2 separate regions of the Mus musculus genome follow, and region 1 is linked to region 2. A link is a loop called in an ENCODE intact Hi-C map of the cell type or tissue named here. Cell type or tissue: left cerebral cortex. All regions are shown on one strand. Each heading gives the region's core, and the rest is flanking DNA. Links, peaks and the distances in the headings are about the cores only. Region 1 overlaps Adgrl1 (adhesion G protein-coupled receptor L1). Region 2 holds the start of Mir1668 (microRNA 1668).

Evidence for each region. A loop is a pair of places that touch in the nucleus more often than their neighbours do. Peaks named below come from ENCODE experiments on the same cell type or tissue, not always from the same donor. Only the 100,000 strongest peaks of a DNase experiment are listed, where the experiment ranks them.
Region 1: it touches region 2 in a loop (2.1-fold over the local background); 1 of 42 quality-filtered maps calls a loop at or near these places.

What each region holds. Positions count from the first base shown.
Region 1 is chr8:83,918,786-83,926,785 of GRCm38, forward strand. It overlaps Adgrl1 (adhesion G protein-coupled receptor L1), which reads left to right. Exons shown (of 23, transcript NM_181039.2): 3 at 35-248; 4 at 4,214-4,323. Among named protein-coding and RNA genes, the nearest start is that of Adgrl1, 23 kb to the left of the region's middle. In left cerebral cortex, for the core only: a CTCF peak has its summit at 3,010 (motif pointing left); DNase peaks (open chromatin) are centred at 166, 2,398 and 3,000; H3K27ac peaks cover 559 bases.
Region 2 is chr8:83,718,772-83,728,310 of GRCm38, forward strand. It overlaps Ddx39a (DEAD box helicase 39a), which reads left to right. Exons shown (of 11, transcript NM_197982.3): 2 at 616-827; 3 at 1,041-1,168; 4 at 1,778-1,870; 5 at 2,186-2,369; 6 at 2,963-3,081; 7 at 3,459-3,590; 8 at 3,678-3,787; 9 at 3,878-4,022; 10 at 4,116-4,263; 11 at 4,354-4,580. The coding sequence starts at 620. The coding sequence ends at 4,370. It overlaps Adgre5 (adhesion G protein-coupled receptor E5), which reads right to left. Exons shown (of 20, transcript NM_011925.2): 10 at 9,510-9,539; 11 at 9,324-9,440; 12 at 8,974-9,197; 13 at 7,094-7,258; 14 at 6,384-6,575; 15 at 5,998-6,227; 16 at 5,847-5,916; 17 at 5,667-5,758; 18 at 5,421-5,589; 19 at 5,208-5,306; 20 at 4,480-5,131. The coding sequence ends at 5,102. It overlaps Mir1668 (microRNA 1668), which reads right to left and starts at 5,213; the gene lies at 5,107-5,213. In left cerebral cortex, for the core only: a CTCF peak has its summit at 6,206 (motif pointing right); a DNase peak (open chromatin) is centred at 6,177.

The DNA.
Region 1 (8,000 bases), core at 1-8,000, 200 kb after region 2:
GGTGACTATGACACTGTCTACAACTGTTCTGCAGGCCTGAGCCGGGCTGGGCTCCCATTTGGGTTGATGCGCCGGGAGCTAGCATGTGAGGGCTACCCCATCGAGCTGCGGTGCCCGGGGAGTGATGTCATCATGGTGGAGAATGCAAACTACGGGCGCACAGATGACAAGATCTGCGATGCCGACCCTTTCCAGATGGAGAATGTGCAGTGCTACTTGCCTGACGCCTTCAAAATCATGTCACAGAGGTGAGCCTGCTCCCTGACCTCATGTCCCACAGGAGTTCCCTGAGCACAGGTGCAGAAGCTGGAGCACGTCACACTGACATTGTCCCCTAAGTCACTCACCCCCAGCTCTCCAGCCCTTTAATATAGTTTTAATATAGTTCCTCATTTTGGGGTGGCCGCCAACCATAAATTTATTTTTTTTCTTCTTCATAATTATAACTATGCTATTGTTTCGAATTGTTATGTAACTATCTCAGGTGCAGGATATCAACCCCTCCAAAGGGGTTGTGACCCACAGGTTGTAACCAGTGCCATAGATGCTTGCCCATGTTGGGTTCAGGTAGGAGCTCACAGAACCAAAGCAAAGGTATCATGGATGCAAAGGGAGAAGGCTCTCCAAAGAAAGACCTACAAAGCTTACAGTACCGGGGCGGGGCAGGGCGGGGCGGGGCGGGGCGGGGCGGGGCGCTTTGCTGTGCAGAATTGTCCTGAGCTTGGTGAGGGGCAGTGACTATACAGTGTGGTTGTGGTGTCATGTCTGAGCACCTGTGTGCAGATGTGCAGCTTGTGTTAGTGTGGCTGAGGAAGTGTCTCAGGCTGGGGCGGACCACATGTGAAGATGCACAACCTACTGGAATAGTTGGGCCCACCTAGTTTATCCACAAGCACCTATGCCCGGGACAGGGCCTCCACCTGCTCTCTTTGCCACCATCTTATCTATGATAGGCCATTCTCCCTGGGCCGCCAGTGAGCACAGTGGACACTTGAGTCCAACCCTATACCTCTGCTTGGAACTCTCTGTCCCCACCCTTCCTCTACAAAAGCCCAAGCCTTCTTGAGGCTGAGTGCATCTGTGACCTGCCCTGACCGATGACCCTCCTTCCCTGTGAGCTCACTCAGTGCCCCCTACGCAAGATTGTGCAGTGCTTGCTGGGTCAGTTCTCAGTACTTGAACATGCGTCAGAATTTGCAGCCCTGTAGCCCGAAGGCCCCCAGCCTCCTTTTCTGGTCTGTCACATCCTTCAAGGGGATCTGTGGGCCACAGGAACCTGGCCTGTTAGCTGGGAAGTGACAGAGCCAACTGCTGTGTTTGGGGTTTTGTTCTCTCTTTCTTTTTAAAGATTTTTTAAAAAGATTTTTATTTATCTTATGTATATGAGTATACCGTAGCTTACAGATATGGTTGTGAGCCTTCATGTGGTTGTTGAAAATTGAATGTAGGACCTCTGCTCGCTCTGGTCAACCCTGCTCGCTCAGTCCCTCCTTGCTCTAGCCCAATTATTTATTATTATAAATGAATAAGTACACTGTAGCTGTCTTCAGATGCACCAGAAGAGGGTGTCAGATCTCATTATGGGTGGTTGTGAGCCACCATGTGGTTGCTGGGATTTGAACTCAGGATCTTTGGAAGAGCAGTCAGTCAGTGCTCTTACCCATTGAGCCATCTCGATGGCCCCCCTTTAATTTTTTATTTTTTAGAAACATGAGTATGTTCCAAGTGGCTATTCTCTGCTTCCTTGTGGCTGTCTGCCTAACTGGACACTTCTGTACACGCCGAGGCTTCAGGACCTACCCTATTCCTGACCCCTTCAGGGCCCTGCCTGCCTTCCATCCATATTGCCATCAGATAGTTAGCCTTTGCTTGCTATTTCATCTTATGTCCTCCCTAACTCTTAAGTTACTGGCCATATGGGGACAACAGACTTTTGTCCTTTACTGCTGTGGCTATGGCCAGGTACACAGCAGTTGCTCACTTGATGCTTCAGAGGTGAGAGTTCAAGGCCTGCACGGTAGGAACAGGAGGAAGGCTGGAAGCAGCATAGTTGGCAGAGGAGAGGAAGACACCAAGATCGTCACAGGACATTGGGAAGACCGGCTGGTTCAAAGTGTGCAAGGCTGGGGCTGCCTCACCACCTTTGCCCCGTTCTCCTGGTACCTCATCCAGCCTCCAACCAGGACTTAGGCCCTCCCCCCTCCCTTGAGCACCTGGAAGATATTTCCACAATATCTGCACAGCTAGAGCAGAGTCATGTCTGTGTCCTCCTCCACACTGGAGGCTGAGCGGTGAGTTACAGGGACCAGGGAGCATGATGGGGCCTCGGGAGCTTGCTTCTCCTCTGCGTGCCCCAGCTTTGTGTCTGTCAGGGTCATGGCTACGCTGCCTGGACAGATGCCGCCGGACTGAGTCCCACCACTTAATGACAGATGCACACCCACTCTCCATGGTAGTTCACTCCAGCTTCAGGGGAGTCTCAGGTACAGAGCTGGGGGGTGACTCGGGGCCCGGCCTTGTACACATCTGATGAGCATCTGCCATTGGGCTACACTTACCGTTGAAATTAAAAACTCTAAATTTGAATGCTTTTGGCGACATTTTGTGCATTGACCAGCTCAGCTTAGCTCCAGAGCATTCCATGGCTTCAAAAAGAAACCACATAGCTTTTATCAGCTGCTTCCCAGTCTCCTGCTGCCTCAGCTCTGTGTTCTCTGTCCGGGTATTTGCGTTGGCTCTATATACATCATACATACATACATAAATACATACATACATACACACACACCCCATCCTGCCCCATGCAGGTTTTCCTCACAATCACTGTTGAAATTTATCCTTGGTATGCGTCAGCACCATAGCCCATTTCCTAGCCCATTCTGTCATGTGGGCAGGCTACATTTTACAAGGCACTACACCACTGATGCCACCAAGATCTCTAACAGGCTACATTTTGCTCAGCATTCCTCCATGGACAGACTTTTGTGTTGTCTCCCCCTGTTGGTGGAAGTAGGCAGTACAGCTGTGAACATGTGTGTTGAGGATTTGTTCATACACTTGTTATAAATTCTGTAGAGCGCACTGCTGAAGACTGGGATTGCTGTGTTCTATGAGGCCATGGCTGAGCTTTAAAGAAAGGATTTGGGTGGGTGGATAACACCAGACTTCGCCATGCCTAGTTCTCCATTTCCTCCCTAGCCTCCCCCCGATTTCCTCTTCTGTCCTTCCTGGTGCCGGGAAGAACTAGAGGCAGATTCAGGTTACTTTTTTGTTTTGGTTTTTCATTTTTTTGGATTTCAAGACAGGGTTTCTCTGTGTATCCTTGCAACTCTCTGTAGACCTGGCTGGCCTCAAACTCCACCTGCCTTTGCCTCCCAAGTGCTGGATTATCATGGCTTCCAGGATGCATGGGGATGTGTGACCATTCTGCCTTTCTCCTTTCCCCCTTTTGTTGCATCAGTCCAGGCCCTCAAGTTGTCCACATTTGGGGTGAGTCTTCTCTCTGGCAAGACCCTCGCAGACATGCCTAGAAGCACGCCTGACTAATGTCATAGGCAGTTCTAAACCCAGTCTAGCTAAAAACGAGGGTGAACCTTAGCTGGGCACTGATGGTGGTAACGACTAACGTGAAGATGCAGGGAGTTGGCAGTGACTGGACTTGAGGCGCCCCTGCAGGAGGGGATAGGGTCTGTGTGGTGAGCAGCCACCAAATGTGGACAAGCGTCTGTGATGGTATCTTCGAGTTGTAAAATAAGGCATCCTTATCCATGGAGGAGCCAGCAGGGACTGCGGTTGGTGAATCCCTGTAGAGATTCATGACTTTTCTGGCTGTGCTGGCTGCAGACCCTCTCAGACACTGTCCAAGAGTGTGACAGTGACCATGAGAAGGGCCAAGGTGTCACAACAGGCACTAAGTCTTCTGTGGATGCTGTAGTTTGCAAAAATACCCATCACATGTGGTAGTATGTGTACTTTTACTAACTGGCACGGGGGCTTCACACTCAAGTTAAAGAAGCCTGCCAGAGGTGTACTGGTCTAGGGAGAACCTGCCTCGTGGCTGCAGAGACTTGTGGGACAGAAGGCAGGCAGGAAGCAAAAGAGCACTCCAGTCTCTGCACTCCATAGCACCTTCCCTTTGGACTGCGTTTGCTCTCTGACCCTTGAGCCTCCTGAGTCCACCATTCTCAGCTCCTTTTTCCTTCTCCGTCTGTAGGTGTAATAACCGAACCCAGTGTGTGGTGGTGGCCGGCTCTGACGCCTTTCCTGACCCCTGTCCTGGAACCTACAAATACCTGGAGGTGCAGTACGACTGTGTCCCTTACAGTGAGTCATCTTGTTCCTCATGCTGTTTTGGGCCCTTCCCCCAGTGGAGCAGGGACGGAGAACCTTGATCCAGTACACCTGTGCGCACATGCGCACACATCCATAGGGCTGGGCACAGGGCAGCAGGCTTGCTCCCACTCGGACACATTCTTTTCACAAACCACTTGTCCATATTTGGTGGCTGCTATCCCACTGTACAGACCCTGTCCCCCTTCCTGTAGGGGCATCTTCAGTGCTAGTCACCTGCCCACTACCCCTGCTTCCTCACGTGCCCTTTACTTGCTAAAGTCCTTCAGAGCCACACTCCTACAACCCGCTAGCATCGCCCAGCCTTCCACCGGCTCTGCCTCCCTCCTGATAGTGTTCACACCCGAATGGCCCTCACCTTCACCGTCTCCTCCACTCGTCGCTCCTTACGTATTACCCTGAGAACACTTCCTGTCCACAAAGGAAGTGCTGCCCCCTAAGATGATCTTTGGGAGCCAGCGCCTAACTATCCTGCATCTGACCAAGGGAAGCAGACAGAGCTCATGCGTCCTCAGCGCCCCAGTAGCCCTGCCCACTGTCCTCCCGCCTCCACCCACCACCCCTTCTGTCCTCTCACCTGGCTTCACACAGCCAGCCTGGAGGTAGGGAGGCCCTCTAGGCAAAAGAGGGGGGACAAGACCATCAGGGTGTCCCAGTGAGGGCAGGGGAGCAGGAGACCTCATCTCTCTCCCTCCTCTCCCCTCCCACCCAGCTCTCCCACCCCAACCCCTCCAACCTTTGATTTCTCCTTGCAGGTGAAGCCAGGATGATGGGTGACCAGGCTCACTTACTGCTCGTGTAACTTTCTTCTTTTAGTCTTCGCCCTTTCCTTTCAGTGCCTGAGGCCTTCCTCCACCGCCTGAGGGGGATGCCCATCCGCTCCCCGAAGCCTCCCCACAGCACTGGGGACACTGCCCACCTGCAGCTGGGGCAGCAGGGAGGGAGGTGGGACAAAGCAGGGAGTCTAGGACAGGGGGTCGGGTAGGTGGTGCGAGGTTTGACTGCGGCTCCTGACTTGTCTGGCTCTGAGACCTGCAGCAAATGACTTAAAATTTCTTCGGGTGCTGCAGACGGAGGCGTGAGTCCTGGAGATCGGGAGTGACAAGCGCTTGGCCCTGCGGCCAGAGTCTGCTCCCAGGAGCAAAGCCCCGAAGGCAGAGGCTGCGACTTTCCCCCCCAGCGCCCAGTCCCGAACCTGGTTCAAGATGTGCTCAGTGATGGTACGGACACTCTTTCCCACCACCTGAGCCTCTTACTCTTCTATGATGGGGGAGGGGGTCAAAGTGTGCCCAGAGTACTTGAGGTAATAGACAGCATGGGGCCCAGGCTGCTTTGTGGTCCACCCAGGCCACCATAGGTTTTGAGGGAATGGCAGCTGCGTGGCCTCACTCCTTTGAACCTCAGTTTCCCTAGCTGTAATCAGGGTGCCAGTAGGCCTGACTTCGAGGGCCTGCACTGTCCCTGCATCCTCATGAGCACTGGCCGTCACTGTGACTACACTTCACTTCTAACTAGTTACTGTTATTGCCATGGTAATCAAAATAAGAATAGCAACATTTAGTGAACCCAGCTCTCCAGACAGGCAGTCCCAAGACTGGAAAGGTCCCTGGTCCAGTCCAGAGTCCAAACCAAGGTACAAGAATAAAAGAAGAGGCCATGGGTACTGAGTGGAGTTTAGAGACTTAAAGCCAACACCACCACCACCACACCATTTGTCTAAGGAGCACAACCCAGGAAGACGGGCTGTGGGGTTAAAGGTGACACAGGGCAGAGGTGGCAGGTTTAGACTGAGGAAAATACAAATGAGCCTTCGAAGACAGTGCACAGACAGAGCGGGTGTCGTGGATAGGGCTGACCACAAGTGCTCCTGGGCAGGCAGTTGAGTTAGCTCCTGTACCCCCGCCCCAGGTCATTGGGGTTGGGGTCCAGGAATAGCCAAAGCCAGGGAGCTGACAGGCACACACCTCCATGACTTTCCCTGAGCATATCCTGAGTGCTAGGCCCTGGGCGAGGCGCTGGGGAGCCAGACAGTCCCTGCAGAACCCAAGCCGGTGCCCAGAGGGGAATCCAACTGCTCAGCCCCAGGACCTTGGGCTTCAGAGGCTGGGGTGACCCCAGTGCTGGTGAAGGTGGGGCAGGGGTGGGGGGCAGGGGTCCCACAGCTGGGGGAGGTGGATCACTGGAGTGTGGGAACCCCAGACATTGAACTAACACTGGATTTGCTTTGCAGCTGAGCACAGCCTAACTCTCCCTTCCTCCCCAGGTGCCACCTGTGCGTCATCAAGGGCGGTGGGCAGGGTAGGGTGCAGCTAGGGCTTCTGGGCCTTTGGTGGACTGGGCAGAACAGCTGAACCTTGAGACACCCCTCCAGCCCCCAACCCCCACCCCCGAGAGTGTAGGAGCCTGTCTGCCACGTGCTGTCCAGCCCAGTCTATGTCCCCTCCAATTCTGTGCCTCTTGTCTCCCCTACCCTGGCTCTGTCTGAGGCCGGGGCACCTGCCTGCCTGCCTCTGTTGTTCTGTGTCTGGCTCTACTAGCCTTTCTTTGTGCGTTTCAGGGGTCTGGAGGGTTTAGGGGAACATAGCTGGATTCAGGTGGGGCCTACTCGAAGGGGAAGGGGCTCAGCCTATGCTCTTGGCTGAGTGGGGCACCTAGGCCCCGGAGACACCCTTCTCTCCTCCCCTAGTTCTAACAGGGTAATTTAGCACACAGGGTGAAGAGGAGCCCTGTGGTTCTCTACTGCCTGGTGTGTGCCCCCCTAGCCAGAGTTCAGCTCCTGTTTGGGGCTCCTCTTTATACCTGGGGCCCTTCCTGCCTGAGGGCTCTGTCTACCTGCCTGTCTGTACCATACCCAGTCTCTTTGTCTCTTCCCTCCTGTGTGTCCCCCTGACCCTTCTCACTTTCTCCTCAGCACCCTCTCACCCCATCCTACCCCAAAAGAAGGGACTTGGGGGTGGGGGCTGAAATGATGCTACGGAAGGGGTTGGGAAAGCAGGAGGAAAGACAGGAAGAGGGGGCGTGTGGCCAGAAAAGAAACGAAAGCAATTTAATCTTTTTTTCTCTTTTTTTTTTCTTGCACATTTTTTTTCAATTTGTTTTCTCTCTCTCTTCCGATGCTTAAAGTAGAAGTGGAGCAGAAAGGTAAACGCACTGTTACCAATGCTAACCCCTAACTCACACTTTGTTCCACCCGTACCATACTCATGTGGCCCACCCCTCCCCCCCTTCTTCTCCCCCACCCTACTTGGTCCAGTGATTTCCCTGCCCCGGGTGTCCTCCCGGCACAGCTGGGCTGGCCCTGGTGCTGCAGCACCACCAAGGCCAAGGTCATGGCCACGGGCTTCTCCACCCTCCAGATACTCACGGAAGCTCCTCTCTGAGCCTGGGCAAGATTCTCACCCCACTCCTACACCCGTCTCTCTTTCTCTCTCTCTCTCTCCTCTCACCCCCTCTGTACCTCTCTGGTCCCTGGTCCCTGCAGGGTACCTGACCTCATCTCTCATTTCTTTTGCCTCCCTTAGGAGAAATGTGTAAGCTTCCAGGCGGGTGGGGAGGGAGGGACTCCCCAGCCTCCACAGGCACCGGTAGAGGTCTCTCTTCTTCACTCTGTCTCTTCTTTTCCTTCCTCTTCCTCTCCCCACCTCTCTCTC
Region 2 (9,539 bases), core at 1,540-9,539:
CTGGTAGGGGAAATGCTGCTTGCTTCTTGACCACAACAACTCCTTTCTCAACACCAAGGCAGGTACAACTTCAGGTCCAAGCTGTGGGTTCCAGGAGCTCCTTGGGAGGGTGGTCTGAGAAACCTTATTAGTGCCAAAACTTGAATGTCAGTGAGGACACATTAGCCAGGTGAAATGATGTCAACCTGTAACTGTCCGTTCTGGAACAGCCAGGACTATTAGGGCTGTCTAAAAAAAATCTTGTATATACAGACTTGAAAACGGCCATGAGGGCTATAGTGACGAATCTGTGTGATAACTATCACTTATTTGATTTGTGGTGTTGGGGATAGAACCTGGTAGATCACTGGGCCAGGTCCCCATTTGTAGTATGGTAGACCTTAGAATGCTTGGGCTGGGTGGCATTGGATGGGAGAGTGGTGTGTAGCAGATGGGAGGTTGCTGAGAGGATGGTGACAGGACAGTAGGCTGAAGTGGGAAGTCCTGTACACCACTGAGCTCTGCCTGTCCAGGGCTTGCCCCTGCCACCCTTTCCTTATCCTCCTTCTCTGCCAAGTGGGTTTTCCTACGTGGTTCTCAGATGTGTTTCTACCTTACCCTCTTTTCTGTTCTCAGTGCCATGGCAGAACAGGATGTGGAAAATGAACTTTTGGATTATGATGAAGATGAAGAGCCCCAGGCACCCCAGGAGAGCACTCCAGCTCCCCCGAAGAAAGATGTCAAAGGATCTTATGTCTCCATCCACAGTTCTGGCTTCCGGGACTTTCTACTGAAGCCAGAGCTCCTGAGAGCTATAGTTGACTGTGGCTTTGAGCATCCTTCAGAGGGTATGCTACACTGGTGCCACCCTGTTATGCCCTCTTCCCAGAGTAAATCCTACCCATCCTGAGCTTCTCCTGTGCCTTGGATAGGGGATATGTCCTCCCCGTGAGTCAGTTATATCAGCAGCCTCTATGCAAGCAGATGGTTGGGGTCTGGCAGAAGAGTGTGCAGAGAGGCAGCAGCCAGTGTCTTAACTCACACGCTTTTTTCTTTCTTAGTCCAGCATGAGTGTATTCCCCAGGCCATTCTGGGTATGGATGTCCTGTGCCAGGCCAAGTCTGGGATGGGCAAGACAGCTGTGTTTGTGCTGGCCACCCTGCAGCAGATTGAGCCTGTCAATGGCCAGGTAGGTGTGGGCTCTTTTCTGGGCTAGAGTTACCACATGACAGTACAGTCTTGGGCCTCATAAAACTACTTCCATTTTCTCTGTGGGCTTTTGAATGTATCTGGGAAGTGAAATTTTACTGACTGCAGTCACCACAGTGACTGCTGACTTGTTTTGCAGGTGTTCTTAACACTACCACTATAGATACATTGTAGGATCTTAAGATTTACACTGGAGTCCAGAATGGGGAGCTGGGGTGGGGGTTGGGAGGAATCCTGTTGTGGTGGTCTGGAGTGTGGCTCTAAGGTCGAGCTCTTGGGTGGCCTGGTGAGGCTTTGGCTTGTTCTTTCTTGGGTGGGTGTCTGCTTGTCTTTTCAGGGTCTGACAAGAGTGTGAGGATTTAGGGAAGGGCTATCCTGTGGGTGGTCAAAAAGACATGGCAGCCTGAGGTAACCCTTTTATTTAGGGTCAGTGCTCCATTCTGTTCCTTGCCTACTGTAGCCATGAGGAGGATAGGTCAGGGTGAGGAGAAGTGGAGATGTTTGGGCTTCAAACTACTGGGCTACAGCAGTAGGTTTGGGGTAGGATGGTGTAGATTCTGGGAAAGAAGGCCTGTTTGTTGCTCTCTAGGTATCAGTCCTGGTCATGTGCCACACGAGGGAGCTGGCCTTCCAGATCAGCAAGGAGTATGAGCGCTTCTCTAAGTACATGCCCAGTGTTAAGGTAAGCCTCCTCAGGTGCTGTGCTGGGTACCACGGGGCCTTCTGGAGCCCTGCTGGCCTCAGTGTCAGCTCAAGCAGCATTTCTCAATCTTGAGGTTTATGCTAACTTATGTTCCTTATGAGCCTGATGAATTATGCCCAACCCACAAGGCTTGTGCTGGTCCCACATACCTCAGCCTTGCCCTGTTTTTTCGGCCCCGCCTGGGTTCTGAGGGAGTGGGGCTGGAGTGTCAGGTCCCCTCAGGATGGGTGGGACCTATGCTGTAAGGATCACTGCCCCCAGATGGTGGAAACAGCTTTCTTTCTGTCCCCATAGGTTTCTGTGTTCTTTGGAGGCCTCTCCATTAAGAAGGATGAAGATGTGTTGAAGAAGAACTGTCCTCATGTTGTGGTGGGGACACCAGGCCGGATCCTGGCACTTGTGCGGAGCAGGAGCCTCAACCTGAGGAATGTGAAGCACTTTGTGCTAGATGAATGTGACAAGATGCTGGAACAGCTGGGTGAGCATCCTACTGTCCTGTCCAGCTGGTTTCCCACTCATAGAGTCACAGCCGTTTTCTAGGGGGCCTGATAGGGCAGGCAGAGGTGGCTCTTATAGTGGGTCACATGGGTGGCCAGAACTCAGGGTTTCTAGGAGAAGCCTAAGGGGAATTCTGAGGTTACAGAGTATGTGCTGCTTCTGGACCCTAGGCCCCATGAGCTGCCAGCCCTTTAGGGAATCTAGAGGAGTAGAGTGGCCTCAGCCACCATCAGGGGCTGGGAGAGATGGGCATGTGTCCTGGGAAGCAGCTGCAGCTCTCACGCCAGTGGCTGTCTCTGCCTCAGGCTCCCTTTCCTGAAGCGTGGCTCAAGGCGCACTGGCAGCCGCTCCATGCTGGCAGCGAGTAAGTGGACCGCAGCTCCTCCCATGCTTGCGCTCCCGCCCATCCGAGCCCAGCCCCTCAGGCAGCGGGGACACCCCTGGGCCCACTCCACCACGGCTATGGTGCCAGTGTTGTCCGGTCCAGGTTGGGAAGGGCTGGTTCCTCTCTGCTGTGGGTCTGCTCAGTCAGACAAGACACTCAGGCTTGCGATTTGTTGGCATCCCATCCAGACATGCGCCGGGATGTACAGGAGATCTTTCGTCTGACACCCCACGAGAAGCAGTGTATGATGTTCAGCGCCACCCTGAGCAAGGAGATCCGGCCAGTCTGCAGGAAGTTCATGCAGGATGTGAGTAGGGTGACGCCCCAGCTGGCTGGCTGCCTGCCCACCGTGGCCAACACCTCAGCGCAGCAGCTTTGGCCCTCTCTGATGGGCTGGGCCACTCTGCGACAAGCACACTGCTCTCATGGCCTGGAGGATGCTAGGAGGCTTCGCCGGCCTCCTTCCTTCCCCTGGTTTGTCAAACTGGGAGCTGAGTGGTCCACACCTGAGCCAGAGGCAGAGCTTACATCCGGCTTTTGGGAGAGAATTGTTTACTGAGGTTGGGTGCAACAGGCCCTCTGGGAATCATCAATACAGAGGAGCTGCTCTCTGGAAGGTTCCGGGCACATGAGACGCCCAGAAGTGAGCCCTACTCGCCCCTTCCTGCTTCCCTCCCCACACAGCCTATGGAGGTGTTTGTGGACGACGAGACCAAGCTCACACTGCATGGGCTGCAGCAGTATTACGTCAAGCTCAAGGACAGTGAGAAGAACCGTAAGCTCTTCGACCTCCTCGACGTGCTAGAGTTTAACCAGGTGATGCTTCCTTCCTTCCTTCCTTCCACACCAAGATATGGGCCTGTGGGGTGATTATCTATGCGCCTAAACACCCTTCTTCTTCAGGTGGTGATCTTTGTCAAGTCTGTGCAACGCTGCATGGCCCTGGCCCAGCTCCTAGTGGAGCAGAATTTCCCAGCTATCGCTATTCACCGAGGCATGGCCCAGGAGGAGCGGTGAGTGCATGAGTGAGTGATGTCCACCAGGGCCAAGGCTGCTCACACCTGGGACTCGGGTTTAATGCCTCTGCTTGTCTCCCGCTCTAGCCTGTCCCGATACCAGCAGTTCAAGGACTTCCAGCGACGAATCCTGGTGGCTACTAATCTGTTTGGCAGAGGTATGGACATTGAGCGAGTCAACATTGTCTTCAACTATGACATGCCAGAGGACTCAGACACCTACCTTCACCGAGTGAGCGCCTCCTCCCAGTGTGGGCGGGCTCAGGACCTCCCCCACCCTTCTCAGATCCTCAGGAGTGACTGTCTCCTGACCATCTCTCTGCAGGTGGCTCGTGCTGGTCGCTTTGGTACCAAGGGCCTGGCAGTCACTTTTGTATCGGATGAAAATGATGCCAAAATCCTTAATGATGTTCAGGACCGGTTTGAAGTGAATGTAGCTGAGCTTCCAGAGGAAATAGATATCTCCACATACAGTGAGTACCTGGAGCCACTCAGGGCAGGAGCGGGGCTTCAGGAGCAAAGGCCCTCTATCCTCACTCACTGTGTCTTTCTTGTCTTTACAGTTGAGCAGAGCCGGTAACCGTATGTGTAGCCAGGGCAACATGGCCACTCTCTTTCCCACCTGCTGCTTCAGAACCTCTTTCTAGGTGACAAATCGATGTCTCTTTTTATTGTTCCAAAGCTTTAGTGATGTAAGAATAAACTTTTATTGTGAATGCATGGCTCCAGCCCCATCCCTTTCGGTCAACATCTCATGGGGTTGGGTCAAGCCAGCAAACTTCTCACCAGCAAACGTGCCATCTTTTTTATCAATATGATATTTAATTTTGTGTGTCAACATTGAAAGGTTTACAGGTTAAAAAAATTACAAAACCTAGTCTTTAGCTGTGAGACCTTCTGCCCTGGATGTGGAGCAGCGAGGCCTCTGTACCGTGAGCCTCAGCAGCAGGCGGGCTTCAGTGGCTGACGTGGCATCCACAGTCTTAGCTTAAGGAAACTGAACCCAGCACCCTGGCAAAGAGCCCAGGTCTCAAGGGCTCTTCCCTTTGTCCTAGGACTGCCTGCCTCGTGTACCAGGCAGTGGGCTGCAGGTCTGGGCTGGCTGCATTCTGTTTCTCTGGTAGGCAGTAGCTGTGGTGAGGCAGAGACAACCAGAAGCAGGACCAGCGACCCCTTGCCCCGTGGCAGGGCTCATTGCTGGGTTTGCATCCCTTCTTTATATGAAGTGGGGTCAAAGGCCGAAAGGTGGCAGGAACAGAAGGCAGAATGACAGCCGTGAGTATGTGCTGCTGTCCTTCATGGAACTCGCCTTCACATCCCTGATTCTGAGGACCTGAGAGCCTGCAGAGAAGGAGGCCTTTGAGGCTGAGCTCACCTAGGCCTGCCCTCCCAGCCCCACTGCAGGCCAGCCCCTTACCCGTGTTTGGCTGGTGCCAGTGCCTGTTGTGGAAGAGTTGAACTCTGTGTACTTGCTCCCAGTGACCATGCAGGCCCATTTCCAGTACTCTTCCCTCACCTGTGAACACAAGGCACCAGGTTATGGGGAAAAAAGGAGCTGGGCTAGGGACTCAGGCCTGGCCCTGCCTCCTCCCACCCTGGGCTCTTCCATAGCCAGCTCTGGTCAGCCTACCTTTTTGTTGAGCAGGCAGAGCATCACATAGAGGAATAGGCCCTGCAGGCAGTTGAGCAGGGTAAAGATGTAGGATAGCCATGTGCTATGGGGGTTGAAGAGGAACAGGCCGAAGCCCCAGGTGCAGCCCAGCACAAGGAGCTGGGCGATGGAGGTGATGGTCAGCACCCTGTGGGGGTGGACAACTGTAGCAAACAGCCCGGTCTCCAGCCCTTGCCCCAAAGCCTCCTTCCCTGCCCCTCTCACCTCGCCTTCCTTAACTTCTTCATGTTTGGGTTGATTTCAGAAAACTTCTTTGTGAGCTTCCAGACAGTGATCACGAAAATGGCAGCATTGCACTGAGTGGGGATCATGGTCTCGGGTTATAGGGCTGCAAGGAGTTAGCAGTCTGGCTGCTCAGGCCTCCAGTGCCCAGAGAGTACTTACGAAAATGATGAAGGCCACGGGTCCCGAAAAGCTCCAGAGAAAGCCCTGCTTCCTAAAGTCCAGCCAGCAGCTTGGGGAGGAGAAGGTGCCCCATCAGTCAGTGCCCCAGCCCTGGCCCCGCCCAGCCTGGGCCTCACTTCAGTACACTCACTATGTTGCATGCCCATAGCCATCCATTTTGACAACTGCCATTGAGATGGCCACGATGAGGAGGGGCACCCCGTAGCCAATCAGGCAGCGTTGCCATGTACTCAGGCCTTGGCCCTGGAACACACGCACCACCAGGAAGTAGAGCTCCACGCCCTCCAGTGCCATCCAGCAGAAGGCGGCCAGGAAGCAGAAATGCAGCATCACGGCCACCAGGCGGCAGCGCAGGCCCACCTGTGGGATGGAGAGTTAGGAAGAATCAGTGCCCGGTAGGACCACTGGGCTTCAAAGCCTCATGCCCCAGCAGCGGGGCTCCATCAGGTTCTGGCTCCACACTGAGCCCCAGCTGGGCCTTACTCCTAGGACTTAACTCCATGCTCTGGAACTTACCTCACCCCCTTCATTCTCCACGCCGACCAGGAATATGATTGAGCCCAGGAAGAGGCAGATGCACAGGTGCAGGTGCACCATGGTTCGAGAGCTCTGGATGGGCTTCACCAGCAGGAAGGTCAGGATGCACAGCAGCAGGCAGATCAGGGACAACAACAGCCCCACCTTGGTGATCAATTCCAGCCTTGGGTCCTAGGAGCAGGCAACCAGGATGAGTGGTGTGCCCTCACACCCCTCCTACCTATGATCCTGCATCCTGTCTTGGACTACAGGGCCAACTGGCTAATTCAAGCTGACCATGTGGCCCAGGTAATAGCCATGTTCAGGAAGCTACACTACCTGGAACAATCTACACAGGGCCTTTTATTTGCAGGGGAGGAGGGTTGCCGGGTGAAGTATCTGTTGTCACTGTGCTTTCTGGAGATGGAACTCGGGTTATTAGGTTGGCTACCTGCAGGCACCTTTACTCACTGACCCATCTCATCTGCCCAGACTGGTGTGCTTTTAGCAGTTCTTGACAGTTGTGCAGTGACTCAGACAAGAGGCCTGCATCCATCAGCTACTGGGTCATAAAGAGGATTCCAGGGGAGGAGCTAAAAAGCAAGGCATGGGGCCATCCAAAGGAGCCTGCTTGAACAACACCCTTGAGTGGAGACCATGCTCCTGCCTAGCACACCTGGCTACCTGTGGGTCTAGAGCTTACCGCTTACCTGCACATGGTACTGAGCCATTAGGATGGCAAAGCTGGTCAGGTGGTTGCAGTGGCAGAAGCCAGTGCCATTCATTGAGCAGCCGTCGGTGTCCCAGTACCCATTCCCGTTGTGGGCTTTCCAGAAGGCACATATCAGCTCATGACGTGGCTCAATTGACTCCACCTGTGGGCAGATAGGTGGTGAGGGTGTCGGAAGCACACTTTGAGCACACTTAGGGCCAGTCTGGGGGAGCTGAGAACCTTGCTTTTGGCTACATAAGTATCTACTTTGTGCTCAGAGAGCATGAGGAGCCAGCAACTGAACAACAGGACACCAGCCCTTGCCCTGAGCTGAAACATCACAAGCAGTAGCAGGTAATAAATGCCAAGGAAATTAAAAGAGCCAGCGGGAATGGTTGCCTACAGATTGTAATTTAAAAACAAAAACTAGGTTTATTGGATGTCCTCAGTCTATGTATACTATCTCATACACTCCAGGCTGCCTCAAACAGCAAAGAGTTACAGAGACAAAGTTTGGAGCTGAGACGAAAAGATGGACCATCTAGAAACTGCCATATCCAGGGATCCATCCCATAATCAGCTTCCACACGCTGACACCATTGCATACACTAGCAAGATTTTGTTAGAAGGACCCAGATATGGCTGTCTCTTGTGAGACTATGCCAGGGCCTGGCAAACACAGAAGTGGATGCTCATAGTCAGCTATTGGATGGATCACGGGCCCCCAATGAAGGAGCTAGGGAAAGTACTCAAGCTGCTGAAGGGATCTGCAATCCTATAGGAGGAACAACAATATGAACTATCCAATAACCCCTGGAGCTCGTGTCTCTAGCTGCATATGAATCAGAAGATGGCCTAGTCGGCTATCAGTGGAAAGAGAGGCCCATTGGTCGTGAAAACTTTATATGCCTCAGTACAGGGGAACACCAGGGCCAAGAAGTGGGAGTGGGTGGGTAGGGGAATGGGTGGGGGAGTGTGTGGGGGACTTTTGGGATAGCATTGGAAATGTAATTGAAATAAATACCCAATAAAAAATATGGAAAAAAAAACTGGTTTCTACTACCATGTAGGTCCCAACTCAGGCTGGGAATTAAATTAAGGTTTGGTGAAACCGTGGGAGCTGGGAATTGAACTCACGACCTCTGGAAGAGCAATCAGTGCTCTTAACCACTGAGCCATCTCCCCACCCCTTTTAAAACATTTTATGATACTGAAGACCAAACCTTACCATGCCAGGTAAGCATTCCACCATTGAGTCAACTACTGGCCTTGCCTCACAGTTACTTATCTGTTTGCTCATTCATTCATTCAATTCAGCAGTACTAGGGGCTGAACCCAGGGACTTTCTGAATGCCAACCAACTGTAGCACTGAGTTTGAAAACAAGGTCTTGCCAAGTTGCTCAGGTGGGCCTTAACTTCACTCCAGGCAGGCTTTGAACCTTGAATTTCCTGCCTCCCAGCAATTGAGAGGAAAATGTCTGTGCCACAACACCCAGCTCAGATTTTATTTCTTTTTTTATCTATTTAGTTTTGTTTTTTGCTGTTTTATTTTTTGGGACAGAGTCTTTATGAGCTTTATCCTGAATTTCTGTAGACCATGCTGGCCTCAAACTCAGAGAGCCTCCCAAGTACTAGAATTAAAAGCATGTGTCACCACACACACCCCACAGCTGTGATTTTAAATTTTTTATGTATTTTTAGTGTTTTTTATTACATTTATTTTGTGTGTGTGTTGGAGGAAGGAGTCAGAATAACTTTGGGAGTTAGTTCTCTCGTACCATGTAGGTCAAGAGGCGCTGCCCTGACTTTTGACTTTGGTTAGGGGGTGAGCCACAGAGCATCCCCACCCCTCCCCTCTCTCCAGTTGGAGGACTCACAGAAGTAAAGTCGAACTTGAACGTGACATTCGAGGCGAGCTTTTCAGTGTTCGTGTTGGTCAGGAAGACAGAATTGATGTTTGAGAGAAGCTTAAGTGAGACACTCGGAATCGGGCTTCCATAGAAGTCCTCCAAGGAGGCCCTTCTCTGCTCCAAGTTCAGCGGGGTGTTGCCCAGCAGCTTTTCCATGTTTGGGCTGGACAGGATGCCTGCCACCGAGGAGCCTGGGGGCAGACATGAAGGCTCAACTCCTGTCCCCTCTCTGTACTCCTCCCAGTGGGCTGGTGTCTCCCTGTCCTCTCCAGACCTCACCCTGGTTTCCCTGGCAGGCGCCCTCTCTGGACCCCTACCATTTTCTGAGATTTTGGCTCCAGCTGTCACAGCCCAGTCCAGCTCCATCCAAGTTTGGCCGTGGTGCACTGTGGTAACATCTTTGTTGTCTTGCTCCTTCACCATCAGGGACAGTTCTGAAGAGACAGGGACATGATTGGGGGAACCAAGGATGGTTCCTGGGGTGGGGCAGGAAGAAGGCTTACCAGTATTTGAAGGGGACGTGTAGGTGAAGG